Regions from separate parts of the Homo sapiens genome. Here region 1 is linked to region 2. A link is an interaction called in ENCODE POLR2A ChIA-PET data of the cell type or tissue named here. Cell type or tissue: Caco-2. All regions are shown on one strand. Links, peaks and the distances in the headings refer to the core of each region. The heading gives the core; the rest is flanking DNA.

Region 1 (12,305 bases), core at 3,674-8,673, 79 kb before region 2:
AGCCCCATTTCCCATCTGTCCTGTGAATGTGTCAGACTTACCTTATTCCACCCAGTGGATGCCCTCTTTTCTCCTTTGCCTTTCTAATGATGGTGTTTATGCTTGCCTGTCACTCTACCAACACAGATTTCTTCTTTCTCTGAATTCTGCCAGCATTCACTGTTTGTATCACTCATTAAAACATAAAGTTTACAAACCACCTTATTTGGTTGTAAATGTTTCATGGGTGCCTGTCTTATTTTCCAAGAAGATTATACATTCCCAGACGATATCCATGGTTTCCCTTTTATTTGTCGCCAGCTCTATGCCTTGTACAGCATAAATAAATAATATATTGAACTAAATTGGTCTTAGTGTTCTGCACTGTTTACAGATTAAATCATGAACATTTACTGAGGGCCTATTAGGTATTAGTCAGGGGATAAATCTCTCCTCAAAAGGAGCCCACACTCTAATGGGGAATTTAGGCAAGTGAATTGCTCCAAAGTTGTATGATAAACACATTGTGTGGAGAGTTTTGAGGTTATGCTACTCCAAATACCAATCCAATTATTACAGAAAAGTGAGATGTCATGGCTGGTCTTGCTCTTGGCATGGCTTTTCTCCAGATGAGACTGATGATTCATGCAGGGATTTTATCCATGCTACATGTTACATTAGTTCCATGCTGTAGACAGTTGAACACACTCAGAGAACTAAAATATATTGCAGCAAAGCCACATTTTAAGGACTTTGCTGTAGCGTGGATTCAATTATTCTGGGTAAATAACCTATCTGATTAGATGCCCTACTGTATTTTCATTTGCAAAGTTCTCTGATCCAGATCCAGTTAATTAAAAATCGATTTTCAACCTGATCTTTTTCATTTTAAACAAATATGCCCTTACCATCTTGTGAACAATTTAAAGTTTGGAATGTTGGCCCTTCAGAAACATGTTGAACTTCATTATAATAAATTATGTTGCTTTGACACTGGCTACAAATGACAACAAATCTTTTTCACATAATACTTTCTAAAAAAGCAAAATAAATAAATAAATAAATAAATATAAATGAGAAAGACTGAAAAGTCCAGTTGACAAATTGCAACCGGTCTGCACTAGGATAATTTAGTACATCATTCAGTATCACTGAAATGTAAAGGAGCTTTGTTAGGATTTAAAAAATTGAGGACTTGGATTCCTACCCAGTTGCAGTAACACAGGGTAGCATTGTTAGTTCTGATTCAAGTGCAACTGATCAAAAGGTTATTGAATATTCCTTGTCTCTCTGCCAACTCTGAATGTCTTCTCCCTGACTGGAATATTTGGATCCTGTTGTTCATTAATGCTTATCTTACATTCCACTCACTATCATTATCTACCTTTCTCAGTAATTAGCTAATTATATTTTGAGATAATTAGTTTAATGAAAGTGTGGGAAGTATGCAGTAAGAATCTAAGTGATACTGTCATGACCTCTACATGTAGATTAAGCAAAAAGTAAGGGACACAAAATATACAAAAATAAGGAACACTTACAATATTATGCAAGTTCAAACGATGGTGTGTACTTTAGTGAAATATCTCAGATAAACTCTAGTCTCCTTTTTGTTTCTATGACTCCTTGAGAGTATATAATGGTCCATTGCATGTTAGAGATATGAAATTATTGTTTCAAGCCATTAAGGCAGCTTTTTGGCCCTATAGTGGTAATTTATGTGTTTTGTTTATGGATTTCTCAAATACAAATAAAGAAATGCAGGAATTTAGGAAAATGAAGTGAAATAAGATGAGTAAAGTAGTTTTCTTAGTAGAGGCAACATAGCCACACTTGTAGAACTCTATTCTTTAAAAAAGAGCATATTAAAAAAAAAGAGCAAGTTGAAAGTAAAACTAAATGCTTATTTATTACCTTGTGATCTATTTATTTGTAGCTGTGTATGTATGAATTTATGTATGTATGTCCTTGAATGTGGCACTTTGCAGTTTGCTATGGAAGAAAAAAAGAATATTAGACACGATTTCCATCTATAAGGAGGTTATTCCTCCTTAATGGCAGTTATGAGAACGTACCTCTCAGTTCCCCAACTCTGGGGGTATTGAGTATGACTGACTGTGTTAGTCCATTCTCTCACTGCTACGAAGAAATACCCGAGACTAGGTAATATATAAAGGAAAGATGTTTAATTGACTCACAGTTCCACATTCCAGGGGAGGCCTCAGGAAACTTACAATCATGGTGGAAAGCAAAGGAAAAGCAGGCTTCTTCTTCGCAGGGCGGCAGGAAGGAGTGAATGCAAACAGGGGAAATGCCAGACGCTTATAAAACCATTAGGTCTCATGAGAACTCACTATCACGAGAACAGCATGGAGGAAACTGCCTCCATGATCCTATTATCTCCATCTAGTCCCACCCTTGACACATGGGGATTATGGGGATTACAACTTGAGGTAAGATTTGGGTGGGGACACAAAGCCAAACCATATTACTGACCAAGGACCTCTGCTGTTGTGCTTTGAAGGCCATCATTGCCACATTTGCACTGTGCATAAGGAAAATGATACACTTATCACAGCCTTCCAAGCTACACTTAAATTCTCTACACTTCCTAGTGACTGTTCTCAGCCGATAACTGAGTACAGTTGAGATACTAAAACAGCTTATTCCCAGAAAACATGAGACTCCTAAGATAGCCCAATTTGGATTACGGACTCTCCATGAATATTACTGGACCTTCCTCTGACTGCATCACAGTCTAAGATGATTCCACCCAAGCTTCCTTCCCACTCTTCTTCCTTCGGGATCAGACTTGCATTGTATGTGAATAGTTCTTCCAGCCTCCCCTGGCTTGCCCCTTATTTTCCTGTGCAGGCACATTTTCCCCAGTAAAAATCCTCACTTGCTTAATCTTGTCTTGACATATTATCTTGGAGGACACAGACTAACATGCTAGATGAAGAAATCAAATATTACTCAGGAAAAAATTAAAAACAACATTATCAGTAAGTACAAAAGAAGAGGAAATGGACAACACAGTGGAAGAGGTCACAAAATGACATAAAGTACTTGATTCAGATAGGTAAAAAGGGGCTGATATAGAAATTATAATGCATAACATATTTTGGGAATGGTAGGCATCCTAATTGAATGGAATACGGAAGAACTGAGGATATGTTGGAAAGGTTTATTGAAGTCAGATTATGGAGGAACTTGAATACCATGCTGAAGAATTTGGCTGGTCTTTTTTCTCTACATTTCTTTTGAAAATGTGGCAGCAGTGGAGCTCCAAGGATTTGAGAATGCTGGACACCAGCTGGCATTTTCTTTCTCAGACTATCAGTATAGAGGCAGGACTAATGTCTAGTGGAGTTCAGCAGCCCAGGAAGAAAGCTGTGAAAAGGAATTTTAACTCTGGACTGGGATTTGCAATCCTAACCCCTTTGTAGTTTCCCAGTGAGCTAAAAACATAACTACACATGCGTGCAACAGATTGCTTTTGAGAATCAGATTTCAGTTCTGCACAAGAACAAGCAAAGGAGCTTCTTTCACTTCTTTCTTCTAGAAATGTGGTAACAATGAGCAGTTATGGGGCTAGAGTTGAAAGGTTTTGATTGGCAATCCAAAATAGGGTTTGTTTGGCAATGAATGTGCTTAAAAAATGCAGAAATTTAACATTAAAATATAATTTTATGACCGTCCTTGAATAATGAGTTTATGTGAACAAATTTTTATTCTTGCATGGTCACAAAACTAGATTTGAGTAGCAATCCCTCTGTTTAGATAGGGTAAGCATTCTTTGGTGCACCACAATCCCCGCTCAACCCTATCGTCTAACATCTGTTTCATGTTGTAAATCTATAGTCCTGTCCAGTGTTTGTAATTTTTGAGTGTATGACCCCAATCTAAACCTACACTTAAACTTCCGCTTTTTAGATCCTCCCACATTAGAGTGGAAGCCTCATACCAGCTCAGTCACATGGGCAGGGTGTTTTGATTTTGGGCAATTACTTTGTGTATATGAGTTAAAACAGCTGAAATGCATTGGATGCCAGGGAAATTTGCTGTGAGATTTTCTTGTTGATCAAGACATAGAAGGCTAACATTTTCTACTAAGCTCCAAGAGGAATGAATTGACGATCATGGCAACTGAGCTTCCATGCAATGATTGTTGAGAACAATGGCTGGGGAGTCTCGCTCCAAGGAATAACCTGAATACTTTCTTCCTCTACAGGTGCTGAGGAACATCAAGCATTACCTGAAAACAAGTGCTCTCAAACTATTCAATGTTATCACGTTATATGTCTATGTTATGTGAGAGCTTGCATAATCTTCCTCTAAAGGTTCAAAAACTTTTATTTAAAGACCACAGGAGCCACCCACTCTGTGTCTCAAACCACGAGGCTCATACTTGATTTCTGTAGTCATGGCACCTACCTTACAGATCCATAGATTGGAAATCAGCAAACTTTTTCTATGAAGTAGCAGATAATAAACATTTCCAGTTTTGTGGGCCATACAATCTTTGTCACAACTATTCAACTTGGCCCTTATAGTGTGAAAGCATTCATAGACATTATGTAAATGAAGGAGCGTGGTTGTGTTCCAATAAAACTTTATTTACAAAAACAGGCCGTGGATAGGATTTGGCCTGCAAATATAGTTTGCCAACACTGCCACGGAGCATAAGGAAAAGGATACACTTATCACAGCCTTCCAAGCTACAGTTAAATTCTCCAAGAATTTAGGAAGTGTTAAAACTCCAGCCACCACTCCATGTATTCCAGGTCCCTTCCCTCTCTGGTTAAAATGTAAGCTTCTCCATATTTCTACAATCTGCTTCCAAGAAAACTCTCATTTTTTTCTTCCTAACTTGCTCATGAACTCTCTAAGAATTTTGTCCTTCCTAAGCCTCTGTAGTTTCTTGGCCTTACCAAAAGCCTGGTTCTCCCCCTGAGTACACCACCTCTATAGCCTGTGTAAGTGAATGGAACATCCGGAACCTGGACTTTCAGGTCATTGACCCACTCATGCTCCAATAGTTGAGCTCTGGCGACTCCTGACAACCTCCTCTGACATTTCCATTGCCTATATTATTTCCACATTTCTATCTGCAGTCTTGACAAGAATTTCAACTTGTTTATCCTACTGCATGACTGATATCCTTTTAGAGACCTAACAAAGAACCCAAACTTAGTATTTCCAGAACAGAATTTATTATTGCTGCCCCTAAATCTGCTCCATCTTTGTCTTTTCGCCTCTGAAAATGACTTCACTTGACCCTCATTGCCTTAGTCCCAAGCTTATCTTGTTCTCTTTTTCTTATCTCCCACCTCCAAGTCATGAAAGCATATTCCAGCTCTCACCTTGTCATTGTCACTCTTTAGACTATTCTACCTTCCTCTCTTCCCTGGATCACTGGAATGACTACCAGCAACCTGATATCCCTGAGGCCTACTGTTCACAGTCTACACAAAGCAGCCAGAATTGACTTCGAAAGCACGAAGTAGATCACTCCTCCATTTTAATCTTCTGACATGAAAAAAAAAAAAAAGGAGCAAACTCCATGTATTTTTCTATTAGGCTGTACACAATATGGCCTGTGTCACTTGGATGTCATTCTTGTTTATTTTATTTTATTTATTTATTTATTTTTTTGAGATGGAGTCTTACTGGTCTCCCAGGCTGGAGTGCAATGGTGCAGTCTCGGCTCACTGCAACCTCTGCTTCCTGGGTTCAAGTGATTCTTCTGCCTCAGACTCCCGAGTAGCTGGGATTACAGGCACCCGCCACCACGTTCGGCCAATTTTTGTATTTTTAGTAGTGATGGGGTTTCACCATGTCAGAAAGGCTATTCTCGATCTCCCGACCTCAAGTGATCTCCTGCCTCGGCCTCCCAAAGTGCTGGGATTACAGGCGTGAGCCACCGAGCCTGGCCGCATGTCATTCTTAATCACTCTTCTCCGTGTTTGCTCCCCGTAGTGCCATGGGCCTTCTCTCCATTCTAAGCTCATTCTCAACTTAGTGCATCTGCACTTTTGCTCTGTCATCTTTCCAAATTGTTTTTCCCTTCATGTTTCAAAGCAGAATATTCCTTGTCATTCAGATTTTAACTTAAATGGAGTCTCCCAGAGATCCTGATCCCTCAATAGAAAGTAGGCACCCTGTCCTTCTGTATCCCTTCACCGTGGTTTAATTTTCTCTGTGGTATTCATCACGCTCTTCGCCATTTTATCTATGTTTCTTTTATGGCTCCTCCGGTAGAATGTGAGCTTCAAAGGAACAATAATTGTCTGCTTATTCAATTACGTTGGGTCCTTAGTCATCACCCCTTCTAGTTTTCTCTCCTTGGTTTTGGTTGTAAATTATCTTGATGATCATTTCAGCAACTTTCCTGCCAATTGTTCAGGCCTCTTTCTTTTCATCACACCGTTCTGCCAAGTCGTCATCCCTGGATAATCTAACTTCTACCCACTCTGTGCCACTAGTCTGCCTGATAAGACTTGCTGTAGAAAATTACATAACCAAGATTGGTACCATTATAAATTAACAGTCATCACTTCCCCTGGGCTCTCATTGTTTCCTTGCATTCTTAATATATTTCCCAATTGGCTCATGTTGGTGTGCATCACAACAGTTATTTCAAATCTCCACCCCTTCACTCTCACCAAATGACCTCACCCCGATTCCATTTAAACAAAGTCCCAAGAGAGGTGCTTTTACACCTTCCACTACCAAACCTACAAATCTTCCTTTCTTCCTTCCCTCCTGTCATACTGGCAGAGGTGGTTCTTTCTTGGATGTAGCTGCACTTTTATTTTTGCTTTGGACACTATCCTTTCCCCTCTTTCAGGATCTTGCCCTGTTAGTTATTTTCTGCTCTGTATCAGACACTTCCCCCTCTTACTGGCCCTTCCTCACTCATTGTTCTTGATAGGTTGAATTCATTTTCAGTTCCTGGCCTCCATCAACCTTACTGTCTTTCTCGCTCTTTCCTTTTTCTCCCTCTTATGGGATTTCTAGCAGCTTCCTCTGCTTGCATCATTCCCTCTTCTGTTCCTCAGTGCCCCTTCCCCTCATATCATATGGCTGATTCCCTTTCCTGCAGATTTTAGCTTAGATGCCAATTCTTCAAAGTGGTGTTTTCTTTCTGCAGACTATATTAGGGCCCTTATTATTGCTTCTATCACATTTTTATTTTCCTTTTTAAACCCCCATCATAGTTGTAATTATTTGTTTAATATCAGTTTTCCTTGATCAGGGAATGAATGCTCCATGAGGGAAGGGACTGTGAGTATCTTGTTCGCCACCCGATATTTGTACCTGACACAGCACTGGTATTCACGCAGTGGCTATTTTTTGGATGAATGAATACAAGAAAAAGGAAAGGGAGGAGAAAGAATGACAAAGGAAAAGGAAGAACAACCAAAAGAAAAGCACACCCAAAAGCCTGAAGTTGATAAGACTGTATCTATTTCATACTTCCTTTCACTAGAGTCACCCTATGGCTCCCAATAGATGGGAGGCCCTGGCCTTCCTATCAGGTAGGTGGTCCAGTCTCACTTCATTACCCATATGGGTGATAAGCATTCTAAGGTAGCTCCAAGCTCCTCCAGCCTGATGTGCTTAATACTGCATCTCCTAGTATTGTTGCCCAATGAGTCTGATGTGTACTCAGACCTCCATGAGGGTGGATTTGGTGTGGGGATAGGGAGAAGTATGTTGTGCTCCTCTTAGTGGTCATGACCCCTAACAAGGAAGTTTTGGGTGGAGGGGAGAGATAAAAGTTTGTAGGGGTAGACTAGGCTAATAGGAGGATATTGCAATGATGAAAAACGAGGTGATAAGGATCTATGTTAGAGCAGTGAGAACTCTGGCTTTATACTGCTAATCATGTGTATACTACTGAATATTAACACACAGCTTAAAAATCACTAAAAACAGAAGACTAATTCAAACAGTTGTGTTCTTGTGTGTTTCCGCCTAGGGAGATTAGGCTAAGAAATTAATAAAATAAAAATAAAAAGCTAATTTGAACATGTCAAATTGGGTTAGTGAATAACAAGTACCTTGTTTTAAACAAAGGAGGACGTATTCAAAATATCAGATTACTGTTTTAATTAGTAAGTAGGGTTAAAAGAAAAAAAGAGAGAAAAGAAACAAAAAAATCCCTTTAGAATTCAATTATAGAATCTTCTTAGATAAATGCTATGTGAATTTGATTTTCCTTTTATAATCTTTACCGTGTCACATAAAGAGTAGCAGATGACATAAGCAGATGGACTTGTGTTATCTGCTACTGCTTAAAACCTTCTCTAACATTTTTTTGGCCATATTCGTAAACATAGGGTATGGTAGAACTAACTTACATCTGTTTAAAATCCTTAGTAACTTCTGTTAAAATTTATTTTAGTAAGTTATAACATGGCAAGGCTTTTCTTTTTTTATTATGGACAATATTCTATCCATTTTAGAAATAAAGTCTGAGGTATATTTCAATACTTCTAGATAACTATAAGTTTGAAAAAGGAAATGTGCCTTTGCTTGAGCTTTCATATGGGTGAGCATTCCTAAGGAAATCATTGATTTTGGATGGCAGTTTCAATTCATGGAGGAAAAGGGAGAAAGAGATGGAGATTCTTGTTTTAATTCATAATTTCTACAGCTTTTCACAATTTTCAAAGCATTTTAGTACCATCAATTTCATTCTTTACCTAGGTGTGGCATTTTGATAAGTAATATGTTTTTCAAATGAGCAGAAAACAAACCACTCTCTGTTTACATTACCTTCATTAACTTTATCTGAGAAAAGAATGCAACAATCACCACTCCTTACTTGGTAAGAATTTGCCTGATCATAGTTAAAGCAACCACAGGGAATTTCTTGAGCATTGTACCCAGGAAATGTCACACAGAGTCTTAAGAAATCTTAAATAATTAACCTTAATGAAAGGGATAGGTTAATGCTTTTGTAGTTATTGTTCAGGTTATGACCAAATTCAAATCTAATGAAATTTATGTTTACTCCAGTTAATTTTTAAAGAAAATTATTTCTTAAAACAGGACCTGTAATAAATGTAGTTAGTTGTAGAACTAAACAGCAGTAAGAAATATACTTTCTGAAATAATAGTCATAACTTTCAAGTTCTGATTATATGACTAGTTTTCTTTATTTTAGAACGAATCTGATGACTTTCTAAAATTGTCTTAAAAAGCAAGATTTAAAAACTAGAAGCTGAAAGCCTCAAAGAAGCTCCAGGTCAGATGTAGTTAAACACAGAAAATGTGTTAGTGAAGTATACATTCACTTTCAGGCAAATACTCTTAAAAGAGTTTCCTTAGCAGGAATCATTGAGGAAGGACAATTCCTTCAGTTGTGTCTGGATTGTTGCAGCAGGTCACTGATTTCAGACGGACTTTATGGAGTCCTAGAGTCCCATAGAATTCCCTGAGAGACTGTCAGTGGGTAGCAAGGAGATGAGAGGGGGTGGGCTACTTGGAAGATATCCTAAAGCATGTAGTCGAAACACAAATCCAAGAAAGTAACCACATAACCCACATTGACTCGGTACTTTTTTTTGTTCTGGCAGATACCTAGTCAGAACAGAAAGAAATAAAATAATGATAATAAGAATAATATCATGAATAATTTTTGTGGAGAGCTTACTAGGTCTTAGGTACTAGAATAAATATCTTACGTATATTAATACATGTAATTTTCACCTCATCCTCACTAGGTGGCTAATATTATTATTATCCGCATTTGTGTTTGAGGAAACTGAGGCAGAAAGTAATGAAATACCTTGTTCAAAATTTATCCAGGCAGCAAGTGGTAGAGTCCAGATTGAGGCTGACTCTAAGCTTCCCTGAACTTCCCCCTTCTAAAGAGCAGCTCTGCCTTTATATTTGATTTATTGAGGTTTCACCTAAGATGTTTTATTTATTTATTTATTTATTATTATTTTTTTTTATTATACTTTAAGTTTTAGGGTACATGTGCACAATGTGCAGGTTTGCTACATATGTATACATGTGCCATGTTGGTGTGCTGCACCCATTAACTCGTCATTTACATTAGGTATATCTCCTAATGCTATCCCTCCCCCCTCCCCCCACCCCAAAACAGGCCCCAGGGTGTGATGTTCCCCTTCCTGTGTCCAAGTGTTCTCATTGTTCAATTCCCACCTATGAGTGAGAACATGCGGTGTTTGGTTTTTTGTCCTTGCGGTAGTTTGCTGAGAATGATGGTTTCCAGCTTCATCCATGTCCCTACAAAGGACATGAATTCATCATATTTTATGGCTGCATAGTATTCCATAGTGTATATGTGCCACATTTTCTTAATCCAGTCTATCATTGTTGGACATTTGGGTTGGTTCCAAGTCTTTGCTATTGTGAACAGTGCCACAATAAACATACATGTGCATGTGTCTTTATAGCAGCATGATTTTTACTCCTTTGGGTATATACCCAGTAATGGGATGGCTGGGTCAAATGGTATTTCTAGTTCTAGATCCCACTGACTTCAAGCTACCAATGACTTTCCTCACAGAATTGGAAAAAACTCCTTGAAAGTTCATATGGAACCAAGAAAGAGCCCGCACGGCCAAGCCAATCCTAAGCCAAAAGAACAAAGCTGGAGGCATCACCCTACCTGACTTCAAACTATACTACAAGGCTGCAGTAACCAAAACAGCATGGTACTGGTACCAAAACAGAGATATAGACCAGTGGAACAGAACAGAGCCCTCAGAAATAATGCCACACATCTACAACTATCTGATCTTTGACAAACCTGACAAAAACAAGAAATGGGGAAAGGATTCCCTATTTAATAAATGGTGCTGGGAAAACTGGCTAGCCATATGTAGAAAGCTGAAACTGGACCCCTTCCTTAAACCTTATACAAAAATTAACTCAAGATGGATTAAAGATTTAAATGTTAGACCTAAAACCATAAAAACCATAGAAGAAAACCTAGGCAATACCATTCAGGATATAGGCATGGGCAAGGACTTCATGTCTAAAACACCAAAAGCAATGGCAACAAAAGCCAAAATTGACAAATGGGATCGAATTAAACTAAAGAGCTTCTGCACAGCAAAAGAAACTACCATCAGAGTGAACAGGCAACCTACAGAATGGGAGAAAATTTTTGCAATCTACTCATCTGACAAAGGGCTAATACCCAGAATCTACAAAGAACTCAAACAAATTTACAAGAAAAAAGCAAACAACCCCATCAAAAAGTGGGTGACGGATATGAACAGATACTTCTCAAAAGAAGACATTTATGCAGCCAAAAGACACATGAAAAAATGCTCATTATCACTGGCCATCAGAGAAATGCAGAGATACCATCTCATACCAGTTAGAATGGCGATCATTAAAAAGTCAGGAAACAACTGGTTCTGGAGAGGATGTGGAGAAATAGGAACACTTTTACACTGTTGATGGGACTGTAAACTAGATGTTTTATTTGTTAAATAATGTTTTACTACTAAACACAACTAATAACCACCATACAAGATAAACAAAATAATTATTTCTAATTAAGGATGTTAAAATGATGAGCTACATCAAATAGCAATCAGATAGATCAGCTACTATTTTCTGAGCATTTGGGCAGTTATTTCTATTTGAATTCCACCCAATAATCCCAGTATAGTCTCAATGTGTTTTTGAGGTTATTTTGGTGTAACATATTGGCATTAGAATATTTATAACATGCTTTTCTCCTTGATTCTTAATCGTCCTAAAAATCTTCCTTGTACAATTCAAAAATTTGCTAACAAAATTTGCTAATCTGTTCATTTTCAAGATAATGCAAAATGATTATTCAATATGTAAATGCATTAAAATGATGTCAAGTCACTTTTATATGACTAGGAACTAACAGCAGGGGAGTCTTAGCTAGAAGCAAACATAGATCCTGAAGTTTATACCTGTTTTGCCATTACTGTACTCAACAGCTACAGATGCTTAGAATCAGGTCATAGAGAAAAGTCCAAGTTGATAGGTCAAATGAAAAATGATACTTTAAAAGATTAAAAGTCAAGAATTCCCAACCAAGAACAGAAAAGATTTGTTGAGATATGAATAGCAGTTATTTTGTGTGTATCAGATATTTTTGGTTTCTAGTACCTGAGGATAGAAGAGTCAGTGATACCCACAGACATACCTACTTATATTCCACACCAATGTGTTTACTTCTAGCTCTTAATGATGGGGCTGAAGGCCTACAATTCAACAGGGCCATTCAATTCATAATGTCACCCAGGGAATACATTAATGCCAACCACTATTTCTCAGCAGAGAAAGCTTCT
Region 2 (12,305 bases), core at 2,767-7,766:
GCATAGCTTGGACCTTTATAGACCTCTGCAGAACTAGTTTTTAAATTGTGAAAAGGTAGCTTTGCTCCCTGTCACTTCATCCACTCTCTGCCACACATTGCAGCTGCTTCAAACCTCCCCCAGCATAGAGGTGACCATGTCACTCTTTTAACCAACAACCTATAGTGAGTGACTCTCCCTTTCATGTTCGTCTTATTGGCAGTGAATAAAAAGTTATCCAACTTACCTTCGATTTTAAATTTTGCCCTCTTCTTTATTTTTTTAATCAAGGTGCAATTCACATAACATAAAACTTACCAGTTTGAAGTTAACAATTCAGTGGCATTTGGTACAGTCACATGTTGTTCAACCACCTGTCTCTAGTTGCAAAACATTTTCATCACCCCGAAAGGAAAACCATACTTACTGAGCAGTTACTCCCTGTGTTAGCCTGTTTTTGCTTTGCTATGAAGAAATACCTGAGGCTGGGTAATTTATAAAGAAAAGAGGTTTAATTGGCTCATGGTTCTGCAGGCTGTGTAAGAAGCATGGTGCCAGCATCTCCTTCTGGTGAGGCCTCAGGAAGCTTTCACTCATGGTGGAAGGTGAAGGGGGATCAGGCACATCACAAGTTGGGAGCAGGAGGAAGAGAGAGAAGCAGGAGATCCCAGACTCTTTTAAATAACCAGATGTCCCATGAACTCAGAGCGAGAACTCACTCATCACCACCGGGATGTTGCTAAGGCATTCATGAGGGATATGCCCCCATGACCTGAACACCTCCCACCAGGCCCCATCTCCAACACTGTGGATTACATTTCAACATGAGATTTGGAGGGGACAGACATCCAAACTTTATCACTCCCCATTTACTCCTCCCCAGCCACTGACAATCACCAATATGTTTTCTCTCTCTATGGATTTATCTATTCTAGATATTTCATATAGATGAAATTATACAGTTTTGACTGTTTAAGTCATTATGCAGGTCAAATTATTGACCTTTGTCTGACTTTTTGATGCAGGGCATAATGTTTCCAGTTTTACTGATGTATCAGTAACTTCATTTCTTTTTATGGCCAAACAATATTCCACTACATAGATATGCCACATTTTGTTTAAACATTCATCCATTGATCGACATTTAGGTCATTTCCACTTTTTGGCTATTGTGAATAGAGCTGGTATGAACATGCATGTACATGTATTTGAGTACTTGCTTTGTATCTTTTGCATATATAAGTAGGAATGGGATTGCTGGGTCATAGGGCAATTCTACGTTTACTTTTTTGAGAAACCACCAAGCTACTTTTTTAACAACAACTCAAAGGTTTTACATTCCCTCCAGCAATGTACAAGGGTGCCAATTTCTCCACATTCTTGCCAACATATATTTATTTTTATAGCCATTTTAGTGGGTATGAAGTGGCATGTCATTTCGGTTTTAATTTGCATTTATTTAATGGCTAATGATCTTGAGCATCTTTTTATGTACCTTGGAGAGATATTTATTTAACTCCTTTCCCTTTTTTTTTTGTTATTGAACTCTAAGTGATTTGTATATTCTAGATACCAGACTTTTGTCCGATATATTATTTACAAATATTTCCCTGCCTTCCGTAGGTTCTTTTCACTTTCTTATTAATGTCCTTTGATTCACAAAAGTCTTTAATTTTGCTGTAGTCCAATTTATCTATTTGTTGTTCATGCGTATGTTGTCATATCTAAGAATCCATTGTCAAATCCAATGCTTTGAAGATTTGCTCCTACATTTTCTTCTATGTGTTTGATAGCTGTCAGCTTTTGTATTTAGGTCATTGATCTATTTTAATTTTTGTAAATGGTGTGTAGTTGTGGTTTTTCTCTTTTAAAAATATCATCTGTCACTCAGGCAAACAGAAATAAAATTATTTCAAATAAATTCCTGTTTCTGAGCCTTTCTTATTTCTTCTGTCTACACTGACCTTCCTTACTCTCATCCTTACCTGAGCTAGTATTACCAATTATTCAATGTTGCACAAACACCAACTCTACCTTATGTTTTATCTTAATCTCCTGTATCCGTTTTCCATTTCCCATCTCATCAAAATTATAAGTAATTTGTCTTTTCTCTGAACCCCCATGACCTCTCTTATGGCACTCCATCATATATTCATGTATTCATTTATCCAAACAATTACCTACACATTCAAATATTCAAAAAATAATTATTGAACACCTGTTCTGCTAAGCTCCGTACCCTTTTCAAATTCTGTTATATGTGTTGTGTTTGTGAAGATATCTTCTTTCTCCTACTGCTGTGAAAGTTTCGAAACATAGAAATACCATCTCATTGATCTCTGCATCTCTCACAGTTCTCAGCTCAGCAAACTGAGTGAATTAATGAACGCAGAAATACTAGCATTTTCTAAACTTTCTACCACTGTCGATGTAGACAACTGCCTCTAAATCCTTGACCTTGACATATCTTCAGCTAACGTGAAGTATAGATCTCAGCCAAAGCTGGGGAAGTTTGTAGCAGTACTCTTTCTCCAAACTTATCAAATTTACTGCACCATCTCTCCTTTGACCCACTACGCATCCTTTCTTCATAAATAGAATTTTCAGTTTCTCTGGGGTGGGAATTGTCGCATCAAGATAACCATCAGCTATTTCCTGGCAGTGAAACCAAAAGAATACAGGACTACTTCAACTTGCTTATAAATTTTATATAAATGTTTGTGCCAGACTCATTTGAAGTTTTAGTAAAGCCATTTAACAAAATCCCAATATAAGAAGTGTTTCATACATTTTTAACTATTTCTTTCCCAAATATTCCTTATATGAAGACAAGAGGAAGTCTTGTTATTGTGTATGTGTGCCTGCGTGTGTGTATGTGTGAGATATGCTTCTTCTACCTCATTCATTATAAACAGGTTTTCAAAATTTTTCTAGTCTTGAAGCAATGAAAATGGCCATGGTGAATACAGGATTGATAGCTTCTAACAGAACATCTGACATTTTAATCACATCCAATGTTGAGTAAAGACAAATTGTTGGATATTTTCTAGGTCTAGACTTTGATTACTTATTTTCTCCAAGCTACAAAATAATCCTAAATTAACAAATTTCTGAATTTAAATACTATTTCCTACACAGTACTGGTTAAAAAAAAAATCTATTATTTAAAAATGAGAAAAGATAGTGTGGCAGGTATTCTGTAAATAAATTCAGTTGGTGTGCTAAAAAATAATAATAAGACCCAAGAACCATGATTCATTTAAATACTTCATTCAACGTAATTTGAAGTAAAATCCTGATGACGGCATTTCTAATTAGGTGGTTATTTTCCATTTCTCTTGTTTCCCAATGTTAAGTTCCCAAAATACTTGCTGATTTTAAGTAATGCATTAGATGGCACTATTCACATAGTTTAGAACGGCAGCCACTGCAGTCGTTTTCAATGCACAGACCCAAATATGCACCTTCTTTTTGGATTTTACACCTTTCCATCTCTGTCTCTAACTGTTAGTTTCCTGGCCTCTTTTTATGCCTTTGGTGCAACTAGGGAAAAAAAATTAAAACAAAAAACTTATATAGGAAAGTTAGTAATTATGGATATCCCATGACAGACATAAGAGCAGATTCTGTGTCTTTTGAATCTTTATAGCTTACTTAAGCAATAAGGAAATATGGAAGATCATAGCTGTTTCTCATTCATGGCTATTTAATGGTTCACAGAAATACACATCGCTATCTTTTGCTAATACAGTGCCAGCCATGCTCGCTTAAAAGTAATGGGATGACTTTGTTATTAAGAAAATGTTCAGATTTGAGTCACATTCTTCATTAAAAATTGTTACTAATTTAGAAGTCTTATTAGATTTTACTATTTTTTCCTTATTATTTCCTCTTTTGCCTTTTCATAGATTTTGACCATTTGGCTTTTTAAAAGAAAACCTCTATTCTAACCCTCCTTATGTTTCTATTTATTTTTATCCTCAAATCCAATAAGGATAATTTGGCAGGTCGAAGCCTGACTTAACTCCATTGGAGCAGAGTCCACATGGACCAGATGTCAAATAATTTAATATATCCTAGAGCCATCAGGGAAATATCTCAAAAGCCTAAATCAAGATGCCTTTTAGCATCAGGGCATAGCTTTCTTTTCGAAATTTAGCTTGGAAAAATAAATCCTCAAGTCACTGTTTTTCTTCAAGTAGCTGAATGGCCTACCCTCTCCAATTTCCACCACCCAGTAAAATCTGTTTTCCAGTTTTCCAGAAACCCTGGGACCTCTTGACCCAGGAAGGTATGATGCCATATGTTAAATCCACTTAGACTAAATTTAGAAGCATCTTTTCCCCTTCCCCAAGTGAGATCAAGCATTCTTTGAGGAGAGGCTAAGCATTGCTTCCGGAACTAAGGGTTGCAAGGTCAGAGGAATAAAGGGGGCTTTGTAATACCTGAGATTTAACCCTTCTTATTCCTTCCAAATACACCACAGATTTTGGATATATATAATGATAAACTTTCAAATGAATAAAATCTTTTTTGGGGGAATGAGCATTGAAAATATATTTGTTAAATGAATGCCATCTGATGGAATAATAATGTAGATCCAATTAGAGTTACACAATTCTTTCTCACATAAAAACAGAAGCTCATAATTTCTATTATCCTATGTTATCGATGAGAAAATTGAAAAACAGAAAGACACACTTCAAGTTCACAGATCTAAGACTCATTCATACTCATCTTCTGATTCCTGATTTAGTATACTTTTAATCAAACTTGGAAATCTCAACTAAATTCTATGTTATTTTTCTGTTTAGCAGTCTACATTATGGATGTCTCACTTAAACATTGGCTTAAATTTGTCTTAATTTATTAACTCAGGGCAAAGCTATAGGTTATTCCCTTTTCTGGTCAGGAAACAATTATTGGAATAGCTAGAAAGTCTCCACTTACTTCTTGGCTAGCTAAATTGCCCTATTACTCCTAAGTTAATCTGAATACTTTTAGGAGCCATGTTCTTCTGGGTTTAAGGATTTTTGAAAGGGTGAAGAGTGTTTTAGAGAATTTATCTCTTAAAGGAAAACTGAAACAGAGAAATGACCTTTAAGTGAGAGTTTTCATGAAAAGACAAACAAAAATTTAGGAAATTGTGATAGACTACATTTGCTTTTTAATACCCACCATATGTCTGATTTTATTCAGGGACTAGAGGAGTGGGTTAGTGCTTATTTTCACAGATTGTATAAATAACAGGCCTGCTATTGCTTCTTTCTTCTAGGTGATAACATTTTGGGTTGTACTGAAGTGCTAGGAAAAAAAACTTAAAACCATCACTAATTATTAATAGAGACAGTCCACTTTTAGGTCTTTGGTTTTTCTGTAATGCCGTGGACTGTGAGCTTTTACATTGGGGGTTGTTTTACCAACCAGAGATAAAGGCGATTGCCCTCAGGCATTTCAATATTAATATTTCATTTCTTGTTGTTTATTTTTCTCTCTGATTTTTTCAGGTTTTGCTTAATGATCTATACATCTAAAAGTAAGTTTTAAAATAAGGGTCCAGTAACATCTTTTTTTAATATATATTTTTACTTTTGTATCTATTCCTTTTTAGGACACCAAACACCAACTTTCCTACTTTCCTTTTCCTGTGTGTCAGTGGTAGGAGGGTAAGTAGATCTTGCTTACTCCCATGCCCACAGGAAAGGAAGCACTAACATTTGCAGAGTGCTCTCTGGGTCCAGGCACTGTGCTAACCTGTTACATATGTGGTGGTATAATATTTCAAAGTGCTAATTGTCCGGTAGAACTGCCAATTCTCCCAGCTTGGCGGCTAAATGGAAAAGCAACATGGCCGTGGGGACGATTTACGGTGGGGAACAAAGTTCTTTAGCTTTTAAGTTCAAAGGGCACCATCTGGGTATGACACAGGGAAATTTCTGAAAAGGAATGCAGTCAGGGAGAACAGGTTTTTCTTCCTAGTTTGAGACTAAAGAGATAAAGGAGCCTGGAGTTTGCAACCAAGCTATCCCCAAAGTCATTCAGTTCTAAAAACACTGGAATTGATGTTACTTTCTGCTTCCCTTCCTTGAAATATGTCTGTGGCTTCTTCATTTCAGAGGCCACCAAGAATCAGCAGTTTCTCAAAGGATAGCAGATTGAGGTTACTTCTTTGGGATTTGTAACAAAAACGGAACAATCGAGCACAATGGACTGTTACAGAAGGATTCATTAAACATTTTAGTGGACAAGTTTGCAGATACTGCTCTTTGGTAGTAGACATAAATCTCCCTATTCTTCCTCATTTCTAAGTTAATAACAAACAGGTCTTGCCTCAGCCTTACCCTTCTTGCTGCTGCTTCTGTTGGGTTTCAGAGGGCTTGCAGACTTCTGCAATGACTTCATCTGTAAGTATTTTCTAGCCTTTGTGGCAAATCTTTGTAAGTTCCCCATTTTCTTTAAGCCCATCCCTGGGGCCTCCTCATTGGCCACTGGCTTTCTGTCTCTCACTTGCGTTTCTCTTCTCTGTATCTTTGTCCTAACGTATCCAGTATCTGAAGCACACTAACACTACTCTGAGTTATCTTTTTTTCCCCACGAGTTTTTGTCAATATGCAGAATGAAAAGAGCTATTCATTTCCTTTAGAAAATTGTCATTTTGTAATAAAAAGTTTGACTTCTGGTAGTGAAAAATTTAGCATACCAATAGGAGGAATCATCTCCATTTCCTCCTTCTCCAGAAAATAAATAAGCCACACCCCTTTCTAGTTACTTCCTCAGTTTCTAATTGTAAAGCATCCCCGAAGCAACCATGCTCAGAACAGCAGTGACTAGCAGCTGCTGGAATTACAGAAGGGAGACAAAAGCTTTCAACCCTCTACTGCACGTGGTATGTTGGCTACTTCAGCAGTGTGGCCACTGTGAGAGAGCTGGGCTAGATGTTTGGGTTTTAGGTTCGTGCATAGCTCCTTGTACAGATGTCACTTCAGACAAAATCATTTGTCTTAATTCTTCATCTGCAAGACAGATTTCTACTACCACTGAGTTAGGATAAAATGCGATGAAATATATACAAACATTCAAGATAAACATGCTTTTATAATGCAGAGTAGTGGTGGTGTTCTTTGGAGATAAGGTGATAAAAAATTCACTGTCTTTTGTTAAAGACGAATAGACTCAAAATATATGTACTGTTTAGATAGGATTTTTTTTAAGATTAGATTTCAATGCAAATCTGTTTTGAAGATTAGTACAATCTGAACTGTTTTGGACATCTTTGTTTTGTAAATTATTTAAATGAAACAATTTTTGTAAAGCTGAGCAAATTATGCCACTTATAAGTCAGATTTTTTTCTTTTATTTTAACATAACAGCGAGGCAAATTAAAAGTCGTTGTGCAGAGTGAATACAAAGAACAATGACTGAGATTCTTGCTACTTAATAAGAATTGTTTAGTTCCAGACTTTAGAAAAAGTTATCACTTTTTATATTTGCTGGTGGCAATCAAATGCAAGGAAAAAACAGTTTTGAAGAAAAAAACCAAATAAATATTTCAAAGGCTATGCAGATCTATTTTCATTTTCACAGATGGAAATACTGCAAAGTTGATTATAGTATATTTATTTTATTCAGAACAATCTCAGTTGGATCTTTCCTTCTGTACAAAAAAATGTAATTTAGATGAAAAAGTGTGCTTTCATGTCACATTGATGTCCTATGTGGCCGGCATTTCAAAATTGATAGATGATATACATAATCTTTTCTACTTTGTTAAAAACAATACTCAAATTTTAAGTTTGTTTCTCTTCAATTGCTGTGATATGGCAGGGAAAGAGTAGAAGATTTGGTCAGGAATTAAGGCTGAAAGATTGATGTAGTCCAGATAGTTGCAACATGAGAAAGCAAGAGGGAAATAGGTGACTGCAAAAATACCATCTTGCATTGCTGAAGGAAGATGATGGAAAGTGGAAGAAAACCTAATTTGCCTCAGAAATGCAAAGCCATCTCAGGACTCCATTAACTACATTCCTGGGATGAGATTCAGAAGTATCACATCTCTCATTTCACCATCCCCTTCCAACATTTGCTCAACTCTGATGGAATTTTAAAGCTACATGCATCATCAGGTCAATATTTCAACCTGGAATTTTACATCTGGTTAAAGACACAGCACTCCCTTCCTTTCACTTTGTACCATGCACTTGGTGTCTTTTTGTAAGCATTTCTGTCTCCTGCACAGGACTAAGAATAACTTTGAGGTAAGGGAAATCTCCCTCTCTCTATTGCTAAGTGTATCTCTAGCAGGACTTACCACAGTACTATGCTTTTAATTAAATTTAAGAAATAAAATATATCCAGTTTACATAGTGTTTGTTTACTGATCAAAAACTACAATACATCTTTACAACAAATAGAATAATACTTATCCTAGGACCAATTAGGCAGAAGCCTACATAGACAACTGAAAAAATGTGAAAATTTCAGAAAAATAAATACTACTATTAAAAGAAAAATTTTGCCTGAGAAATGCAAGAAGAAAGTATTTGCATATGGCAGAAATAGACAGGTTTCTCCATTTGCCCCTGACTCTCTGTTCCCATGTCTATTCTCCGCCTTGGTCTGTTTTCTAGGAATGCAGCTTCTGTGAACATTCACTTACAGGGTTCTTCATGATTGTATGTTTCTATTTTTCTGGGATAAATGCTCAAGAGTATATGATTGCTGGGTTGTATGGTAAGAGCATTTTTGGTTTCATACATTAGTTCCACTTTTAGCTCCCAGATAGCTTTGTAAATACTATCTTTACAACTCTTCAAATTGGCCATCACTTTCCTGTTGAGATGGAAAGACTGAAATTAGAGAAAAACAAAATGTTGGAAATATAAGAAATTTCTAAATTATGTAGAATATGTTTAGTCACGCACTCTTTGCATATAAATATATGTACCTTCTTTGTCTTACATTCAACTGCAAACATGGGACAAGAAAGATGGACAAAGAATAATAATTGTCTTCCACCTGTCAGAGGAAATCCAAGATAACATTATTTTCTGAAATAGATCAGCAGAAGTTTAATTTGGCTCTGGTTATATCTACTAGCTATTGTCTTCCATAAGGCTGTGTGTACTCTTCATAATAAAAAATAAACTGGAAACATCAAAAAGTTACAAAGCTCAAATTAACACTAAAAATGAGAATCACCCACATATATCTGAATGTGTAGTAGCAGGACTGTATCTCACATTGCCCGAACACAACAATTGCATAAGTTGTCACAAAGGGCAGAGAAAATATCTTTTGTCTGAAGTATAATTGTGAGGTACAGGATGCTCTGAGCCTCTCCCCAAATCAGAGTGCCTCATGTCACTAATGATTCAGTTATTAATGCATTCTAAAAATATTTCTTGGCCACCTACTGTGTAAAATGCATGTACAGGAAGACAAGCTATAATTCTATGCTCCAAGTTAATTCTCTGAGGACAGCAAGTCCTCAGGAATTGCTTGGGATAGCATTCAAACACTAGTAAACATAATAGCAAACTTGAACAGAGGAACTCTGAGTTTTAATAGCTGCATAATATGCATAACAAAACAATGGAATCAGATAAACTCACCCCAAAATAAAAATCTTGACTTTATAAAGTATTGGAGATGATCATAAAGATAAGTGTTGTTTTATTGATTTTATTTTTTTCTCATTGTCCTTATTGTGCAAATGACACAAACCTAGATTCAAAATTGTTAGATTTTGTAACACTGAAATTTCTGCTCTACAAGTACAAAAATCATGTATTTTTCAAATAAAATCAGAAGCTCGACATGCTTTGTTGTATAAAAGGGTAGTGTAGATAAGGAAACAGCTCAAAGAAGAAAAATAGATACAGATTCTCTTGTTACTCTCCAGGATGCACAGGAATGGAAAGTGGGCAGGAATTGAAAGACCTTGGACAAATTCTGCCTCTAGCATATTCCCACTGTGTGTAACCTTGGTAAATAAATCACCGTCTAGATTCTCCTATCCTCCTCTATCTTTCTCTTTCAAAAAATTAAATAAAAATGGCAGGATAATAATGCCTGCTTTCACAAAGTAATTATAATACTTACTTCACCGGAGTGCTGAGGTAGTAAAAATATAGTAGGAAAGCACTATTTAATAAATGCTTACACACCTATGCGAACAAATAGTATGATTTCATACAAACAAGTGCTGAAATTCAAATAGTCATTCTTCTTCCTCCCAGTTTTCCATTGTTTAAAATTTTTGGAAATCCTCCTATGACATGTTATTATTAAGATCAGTTTCTCAGTCTCATAAGAGCATCATTCCCATTATGTTACAGCCGTGTGTCCTGTTTGGTCAGACAACCCTTTCTTCTTCCTTGGCTTAATAACCTACTTTATTCATCACATGGCATCAAAATTACCTTTGAGTTTTCTTTTCAAAATGGTGAATCAAGTCATCAAAGAAGGGACCATTCACCATGAGTGAAGGTATCTAAAAGAGTTTGTCTCAAGCTTTTAAGTAGATTCTGTAGTTTAAATAATATATACTTACAGAAAGCTGCATAAATTAGGTGTAAAGCTTGATCAGTTTTCACAAAACGAACACATTGGCTAACTATAACCTAGGTCAGGAAATAGAGCATCACTGGCAGCTTAGTAGCCTCCTTTTTGACCTCTTGTAGTCATTAACAATTCCCTATCTGCCCAAAGGTAATTACTATCCTGATATCCATCTATACAATTTATGGAGATAAAGTTGTTATCTACAGGATGACAAAATATGTACATTGTGTCATATTCACTTAAAATTAATAATTACCCACATCATTACATATATCTGTAGTCAATTTTCATGTGTTAATACATTGAATAAATATTATGAATATGTCATTATTATTCATTCTGATGTCTTGATGATGATTTGAGAGAAATATTAACCAGTTTCAGGCTATTTCAAATAGTGTGGCTGTAAACATCTTTGTATATGTGTTTTGGTGAACATAAATATTTCTGTTGAGTGTATTCTTACGAGTGGAATTACTACATCCATGGATACGTATGATTTCCATTTAATTAGATACTGCCAGTTTTCAAAAGTAATGAAACCAATTTAGACTCCCACTGCTATTATATAAAATTCTGATTTCATTTTTTTAGGGAATATTACTTAATTTCTAGACATAAGGTGATTTTATAGTGATTTTGCTGTTATTAATTTCTAGTTTTTTATAGTCAGTGAAGAAATTCTCTCTGATTAAAATCCTTTGACATTTGTTGCAGCTTACTTTATAGACTTGCATATGGTCAGTTTTTGATAACTACTCAACATTTCCTTGATGTATTAGTCAATTTTCACACTGCTATAAAGAACTACCTGAGACTGGGTAATTTATTAAAAAAAGAGGTTTAATTGACTCAGTTCTGCATGGCTGGGGAAGCCTCAGGAAACTTAAAATCATGGCGGAAGGTGAAGGGGAAGCAAGGCACATCTTACCATGGTGGCAGGAGAGAGAGAGAGAGAGAGAGAGACAGAGAGAGAGAGAGAGAGAGAACGGGAAGGTGCTGCACTTTTAAACCATCAGATCTCATGAGAACCCACTCACTATCATGAGAAAGCAAGGGGGAAATCCACCCCCATGAGCCAATCACCTCCCACTAGGCCCCTCCCCTGACATGTAGGGATTACAATTCAACATGAGACTTGCATGGGGACACATGGCCAAACCATATCACTTGATAAAGAATGTACATTCTGCAGTTGTTGGTGCATTGTTTTATATTTGGTCAATTAGGTCAGATTAGTTATAAGCGTCCAAATCTTTTATAATCTTATAGACATTTTTGGTATGATTTTTCTTTCTGTCACTAAGATGGGATTGTTAATATCTCCCATTATGGGCCTGGCGTGGTGGGAGGCCAAGGTGGGTGGGGAGACTAAGGTGGGAGGCCAAGGCGGGTGGATCACGAGGTCAAGAGTTCAAGACCAGCCTGGCCAATATGGTAAAACCCCATCTCTATGAAAAATACAAAAATTAGCTGGGCATGATGGTGCATGCCTGTAATCCCAGCTACTCAGGAGGTTGAGGCAGGAGAATCGCTTGAACCCAGGAGATGGAGGTTGCAGTGAGCCGAGATCACGCCACTGCATTCCAGCCTGGGAGACAGAGCGAGACTCCATCTCAAAAAAAAAAAAAACAAAAATACAAAAAACAAAAACAAATATATATATATATATGTGTATATGTGTGTGTGTGTGTGTGTGTGTGTGTGTGTATATACATATATATATCTCCCATTGTGATAATTCAGCTTCCGTGTATAGTCTT

The links. ChIA-PET counts read pairs that join two places held together with the same protein. Peaks named below come from ENCODE experiments on the same cell type or tissue, not always from the same donor. Only the 100,000 strongest peaks of a DNase experiment are listed, where the experiment ranks them.
Region 1: POLR2A ChIA-PET joins it to region 2 with 6 read pairs; 3 of 35 experiments call an interaction of 5 or more read pairs at or near these places.

Annotation. Positions count from the first base shown.
Region 1 is chr13:91,229,448-91,241,752 of GRCh38, reverse strand. LOC105370313 (a long non-coding RNA gene) reads right to left here and starts at 112. Exons shown (of 3, transcript XR_931641.2): 1 at 42-112. In Caco-2, for the core only: no CTCF peak of the experiment used is centred there; no DNase peak of the experiment used is centred there.
Region 2 is chr13:91,149,257-91,161,561 of GRCh38, reverse strand. The region is part of intron 2 of LINC00379 (long intergenic non-protein coding RNA 379); the gene reads left to right. Among named protein-coding and RNA genes, the nearest start is that of LINC00379, 56 kb to the left of the region's middle. In Caco-2, for the core only: a CTCF peak has its summit at 3,354; DNase peaks (open chromatin) are centred at 5,841, 6,419 and 6,831; H3K4me3 peaks cover 831 bases.